Linked DNA regions of Homo sapiens: region 2 is linked to region 1. Evidence: read pairs that join two places in POLR2A ChIA-PET (ENCODE). Cell type or tissue: HepG2. All regions are shown on one strand. Links, peaks and the distances in the headings refer to the core of each region. The heading gives the core; the rest is flanking DNA. Region 1 overlaps ZDHHC5 (zDHHC palmitoyltransferase 5). Region 2 overlaps TMX2-CTNND1 (TMX2-CTNND1 readthrough (NMD candidate)).

Evidence for each region. Peaks named below come from ENCODE experiments on the same cell type or tissue, not always from the same donor. Only the 100,000 strongest peaks of a DNase experiment are listed, where the experiment ranks them.
Region 2: POLR2A ChIA-PET joins it to region 1 with 5 read pairs; 11 of 35 experiments call an interaction of 5 or more read pairs at or near these places.

Annotation. Positions count from the first base shown.
Region 1 is chr11:57,687,499-57,690,414 of GRCh38, forward strand. ZDHHC5 (zDHHC palmitoyltransferase 5) reads left to right here. Exons shown (of 12, transcript NM_015457.3): 4 at 1,010-1,167; 5 at 2,533-2,705; 6 at 2,837-2,916. Among named protein-coding and RNA genes, the nearest start is that of ZDHHC5, 21 kb to the left of the region's middle. In HepG2, for the core only: no CTCF peak of the experiment used is centred there; no DNase peak of the experiment used is centred there.
Region 2 is chr11:57,757,102-57,760,017 of GRCh38, forward strand. All of the region lies in intron 2 of TMX2-CTNND1 (TMX2-CTNND1 readthrough (NMD candidate)), which reads left to right. Among named protein-coding and RNA genes, the nearest start is that of CTNND1, 3.2 kb to the right of the region's middle. In HepG2, for the core only: no CTCF peak of the experiment used is centred there; a DNase peak (open chromatin) is centred at 1,290.

The DNA.
Region 1 (2,916 bases), core at 258-2,757:
AGGTGGAGGTTGCAGTGAGCCAAGATCACGCCCTTGCACTCCAGCTTGGGTAACAGAGCAAGACTCCGTCTCAAGAAAAAAAAAATTGCTAACTGTATATGAGAAGGCAAATAATGTCTTTTAAGTTTTGAAATGGGATGGTGGGTTTCTGATAGCTGAAAATTGAGAGAAAGGGCATTTATGCTTGTGCAACAAATAATACTGAAATACGTATATGTAGAGAAAATTCATAGAGTAGGGGAAGACATTTTGGGAAAGTTTTTTTTTTTTTTTTTTTTTTTTTTAAGATGAAGATGAAGTCTTGCTGTGTTGCCCAGGCTTGAGTGCAGTGGCGTGATCTCAGCTCACTGCAACCTCCACTTCCCGGGTTCAAGCGATTCTCTTGCCTTAGCCTCCTGAGTAGCTGGGACTACAGGTGCATGCCACCACACCAGGCTAATTTTTGTGTTTTTAGTAGAGACGAGGTTTCACCATGTTGGCCGTGCTGGTTTTGAACTCCTGAGCTCAGGCAATCCGCCCTTCTCGGCCTCCCAAAGTGTTGGGATTACAGGCGTGAGCCACCATGGTTGGCTGGGCAAAGGATTCGTGCCTGGAAAAAAAGGTTGATGTTAGTTCCTCTCTTGGATTGCTATAGTTCACTCATATAAATGTAGATACTGAACTCTTATGCAAACTCATTATGTATGTGCTTTGATATGTAAACTATTTCTTTAAAATATATTCATATACTTAAACCAAATAACACCAGCAGATGCATACAAGAGCTACCTCTTGAGTCATTTTATCTCGAACCTCACTTCCCAATGCAGAATAAATTGCTCCCTCATCCATGTTCCCATAGTGTTGTATAAAGACCTGACCTCACAGTCTTATAGTTCCTAGTTCCTAGTCTCACTCATTAGACTGTGAATTCCTCAAAGGCAGAAGCTATATTTTAAACATCATTGAATCCCTAGCACTTACTACAGTTCTGGCATAGTTGTTTTTAATTGACTTTTCCTCTCTACAGCTGAGGAGGATGAGGACAAGGAAGATGATTTCCGAGCTCCCCTTTACAAAACAGTGGAGATAAAGGGCATCCAGGTGCGCATGAAATGGTGTGCCACCTGCCGCTTTTACCGTCCCCCTCGATGTTCCCACTGCAGTGTCTGTGACAACTGTGTGGAGGTAAGCACCCTGGGTGGGGTAAGACTTCATGCTTAACCTTCATTGTCTTCATCCTAACCATATAATAGATTCTTAGCTTTGGATGTGGTATAGTCCTGTCTAACTACGTTGGCCACATGGTCCAGCTCTGTCAAATGGTGTTAATAATGACATGGCATGAGAGGCAGAGCATAAATATTATTGCAGGAGGGAAGCTTTAACTCAATATGGGCATAGGCTTTCTTTTTTATTTATTTTTACTTTTTGTAGTGATGAGGTCTCACTGTGTTGCTTGGACTATCTCAAATTCCTGGCTTCAAGTGATCCTCATGCCCTGGCCTCCCAGAGTGCTGAGTGCTGGGATTACAGGCATGAGCCATTGCACTAGCAGGGTGTAGGCTTTCTTGACACCAAGATTTATAGTTCTAGCCTTCTATCTATTGGCTCAGTTTTGGTTATTTATCCTGGCTTTGCATTTTCTCTTCCAGAAAATCATGCTGTTGTGTTTCAATTTGTTGTAGTTGTTTTCCTGCCTGTCCTTCTGCATCCCTTGTCCTTTTTCCATTCCATTTTCACTTAGCTATAAGCAGTTACCTGCCAAATCTTCCTTCTAATCCTCTTTTCTTATGAATCTTGATGTTTCTGCAAAACCTCTGACATTCGTCACTTTTAGAGTTCCTTGGTCACATAGGATAAACATTGAGAGCCGGCCTTGGTCTTTTTTATATATATATATATTTATTTATTTATCGAGACGGAGTCTCGCTCTGTTGCCCAGGCTGGAGTGCAATGGCGCAATCTCGGCTCACTGCATCCTCCGCCTCCCGGGTTCAACCGATTCTCCTGCCTCAGCCTCCTGAGTAGCTGGGATTACAGGCACGCGCTACCACGCCCGGCTAATTTTTGTATTTTTAGTAGAGATGGGGTTTCACCATGTTGGTCAGGCTGGTCTTGAACTCCTGACCTCGTGATCTACCCGCCTCGGCCTCTCAAAGTGCTGGGATTACAGGCGTGAGCCACCGCGCCCGGCCAATTTTTTTTTTTTTTTTTTTTTAAGAGATGGGGTCTTGCTATGTTGCCCAGTACAGTGGCTATTCACAGGCAGTCATCATAGTTCACTACAGCCTTGAACTCCTGGGCTCAAGCCCCAGCCCCCCAAGTAGCTGGGACTACAAGTGTGCACCACTACGCCTGGTTGGCCTTGGCCTTTGACCAACCTCTGGAAGGTCTCCCTTGCAGATTTATAGAGCAAAATAAACTGGATTTAATTTTGAACTAATTGGTGACCATGATCAAAACTTAGCTGCCATTTGTTTCTCTTCTTGACAGAAGTAATTTAATGCTATGGTCCAGGGATGCCTCTCATCTGTCTCTCTTTGTCCCTAGGAATTTGATCATCACTGCCCCTGGGTGAATAACTGTATTGGTCGCCGGAACTACCGTTATTTTTTCCTTTTCCTCCTTTCCCTGACAGCCCACATTATGGGTGTGTTTGGCTTTGGCCTCCTTTATGTCCTCTACCACATAGAGGAACTCTCAGGGGTCCGCACGGCTGTCACGTATCCTTCAAGGCCTTTTAGATTGTGGGATTGGAAGGGGGAGGAATGAGGGCTAAAGGGAAAATGGCTGCAGTAGGGGCCGGGGAAAGTGAGGTCATGTTGCTCTGTTCTCCTTGATTGTTTGGCATCAGAATGGCAGTAATGTGTGTGGCTGGCTTATTCTTCATCCCTGTAGCTGGCCTCACGGGATTTCACGTGGTTCTGGTGGCCA
Region 2 (2,916 bases), core at 138-2,637, 69 kb after region 1:
TTGTATGGATAACCAGTGGGGTTTTTGGAGTTGAATTTTTAAAATTTCTTCTTGGCATTTATAGTTTTAGCCTATTTTATTTTATTATTTATTATTTTATTTATTTTTGAGACAGCGTCTCACTCTGTCGCCCAGGCTGGAGTGCAGGCGCAATCTTGGCTCACTGCAACCTCCACCTCCTGGGTTCAAGCAATTCTCCTGTCTCAGCCTCCCGAGTAGCTGGGACTACAGGTGCAACACCACACCTGGCTAATTTTTGTTTTTTTAGTAGAGATGAAGTTTCAGCACATTGGTCAGGCTGGTTGGGAACTCCTGATCTCTGGTGATCCACCTGCCTTGACCTCCCAAAGTGCTGGGATTAGAGGTGTGAGCTACTGCACCCAGCCTTATTTTATTTTTGAGACAGGGTCTCACTTTGTGGTCACCTAGGCTGGAGTGCAGTGGCACAAACACAGCTCACTGCAGCCTTGAACTCCTGGGCTTAAGCAATCCTCCTACCTCAGCCTCCCAAATTAGCTGGGACCACAGGTATGCACCACTATGCCCCGCGTGTATTTTTAGTAGAGAAGGGGTTTCACCATGTTGGCCATGTTGGTCTCGAACTCCTGACCTGAAGTGATCCACCTGCCTTGGCCTCCCAAAGTGCTGGGATTACAAGCATGAGCCATCACACCCGGCCTATTTTAAATGTTCATTAATTTTAAATACCTTGACCAGGCATATATAACTAGCAAGCTAAGAGACTTTATTCACTCATTTAGTTGTTGCTAAATATGAGTTACAAGGTTGAGCTCTGGGGATAGACCATGAGCAAAAAAGACACTATTCATGGAACTTTTTTTTTTTTTGAGACAGAGTCTCACCCTGTCACCCAGGCTGGAGTGCAATGGCACAATCTCAGCCCACTGCAACCTCTGCCTCCTGGGTTCAAGCGATTCTCCTGCCTCAGGCTCCCGAGTAGCTGGGATTACAGGTGGTGTGCCACCAAGCCCGGCTAATTTTTTGTATCTTTAGTAGAGACGGGGTTTCACCATGTTGACCAGGCTGGTCTTGAACTTCTGAACTCGTGATCTGCCTGCCTTGGCCTCCCAAAGTGCTGGGATTACAGGCGTTGAGCCACTGCGCCCAGCCCATGGAGCTTATCTTCTGATGGGGGAGACAGAAGTATACATACACACAAATGAAAACAAAAGAAAAAGGAAGACAAAATACTTGCAAGTTGTGAGTAGTGATGTCTTCAACAAACAAGACCAATCTGTCTGTAGAAAATCATGTAACATTCTAGTATGTGGCTTTGATCTCGGAATCAATGAATCAACAAACATTTTTGGGCTGGTTGTTTTCCTTTGGTGATTATCTTTGGCTTTTGAACTTGCTATGGAGGACTAGGAATTGATGGGGAATAGAGGTAGAAAATGTGATAAAAGGAGAAGATTTTTAGGTAATGAGGCTTAAAGGCTGTTCATATCTTTGTTATAATGTATTCATTTTCAGCTGTAGTTTATTTAAAGCCCATCAAACAAGTGCTGTAATGCATGTTTGGTTTTTCAACACTTCTGAGGAAAGTCCTTTTTGGCCACTATAGACCAAATATAGGTCTATGAGACTATAGACCATATATATAAGGGAGTGGATAATGACTACATCAGCATGATTAAAAGCACATTCATGCTGAGTTGTTGAATTCTAGTTTATCTAGGTAAAGAAAGGTCAGATTATGGTTGATAATGTGTTACTTTAATGTACTGAATGAATAAATGTGGTGCCTTCAAAGCAGATGATAGTCCCCTACCATCCCAGTCAACATACAGTAGTCCTGTTTCTAGGATTTCTCTTGACCTTTATCTTGACCATAGTGTAACGTAATAGAAAGAGCATGGGCTGTGGAGTGAGACTGGTGAGGGTTCACTTAGCCAGATGAGATCAGGCAAATTTCTTCACCTTATTGGACCTTGATTTCCTCATCTGTAGAATGGTTGTAGTACTATTTCTGTGGTCATGTTTTAGAAGTTTGAAGTACTGAGCTCAAAATACCTCTTACATGGTAGACACTTCATCATTGGTTGCTATTATTGGGCAGTGGCTCACCACTGCAAGTTTTTGGGCAGGGTAGTTACTGAATAATAAAAATAATGATAATGCATTCTTAGTGAGTTTATACTACATGCCATACATTAAGAACTTTTGTTTTGAACCGGAGTCTCGCTCTGTTGCCCAGGCTGTAGTGCAGTGACACGAGCTCAGCTCACTGCCTCCCGGGTTCAAGCGATTTTCCCACCTCAGCATCCTGGGTAGCTGGGACTACAGGTGTGCGCCACCACGCTTGGCTAATTTTTGTATTTTTAGTAGAGACGGGATTTTGCCCTGTTGGCTAGGCTGGTCTGGAACTCCGGAGCTCAGGTGATCCGCCTGCCTCGGCCTCCTAAAGTGCCAGGATTACAGGCTTAAACTACGGTGCCTGGCCCAAAGAACTTTTTGTGTATTTTAATTCCCACAACAGTCTTGTGAGAGAGATATAGTTATCTCCATTTTATAGTTAAGGAAACTGAGGTTCAGATTATTTAATTTGGGTCAAGGTCACATAATAGTACATATATTTGAGTAAGTGTACTTACTTACAGAGGTGGAGTTTGAAGCTAGGCAGTTTGTGAAAACCTATACTCTTAAAGTTTCATATTTCTTTCTTTTTTTTTTTTGAGACGGAGTTTTGCTTTGTCACCTACACTAGAGTGCAATGGCATGATCTCGGCTCACTGCAACCTCCACTTCCTGGGTTCAAGCGATTCTCCTGCCTCAGCCTCCCGAGTAGTTGGGATTACAGGCACCCACCACCATACTCGGCTAATTTTTGTATTTTTCGTAGAGACGGGGTTTCGCCATGTTGGGTCAGGCTGGTCTCGAACTTTTGACCTCAGG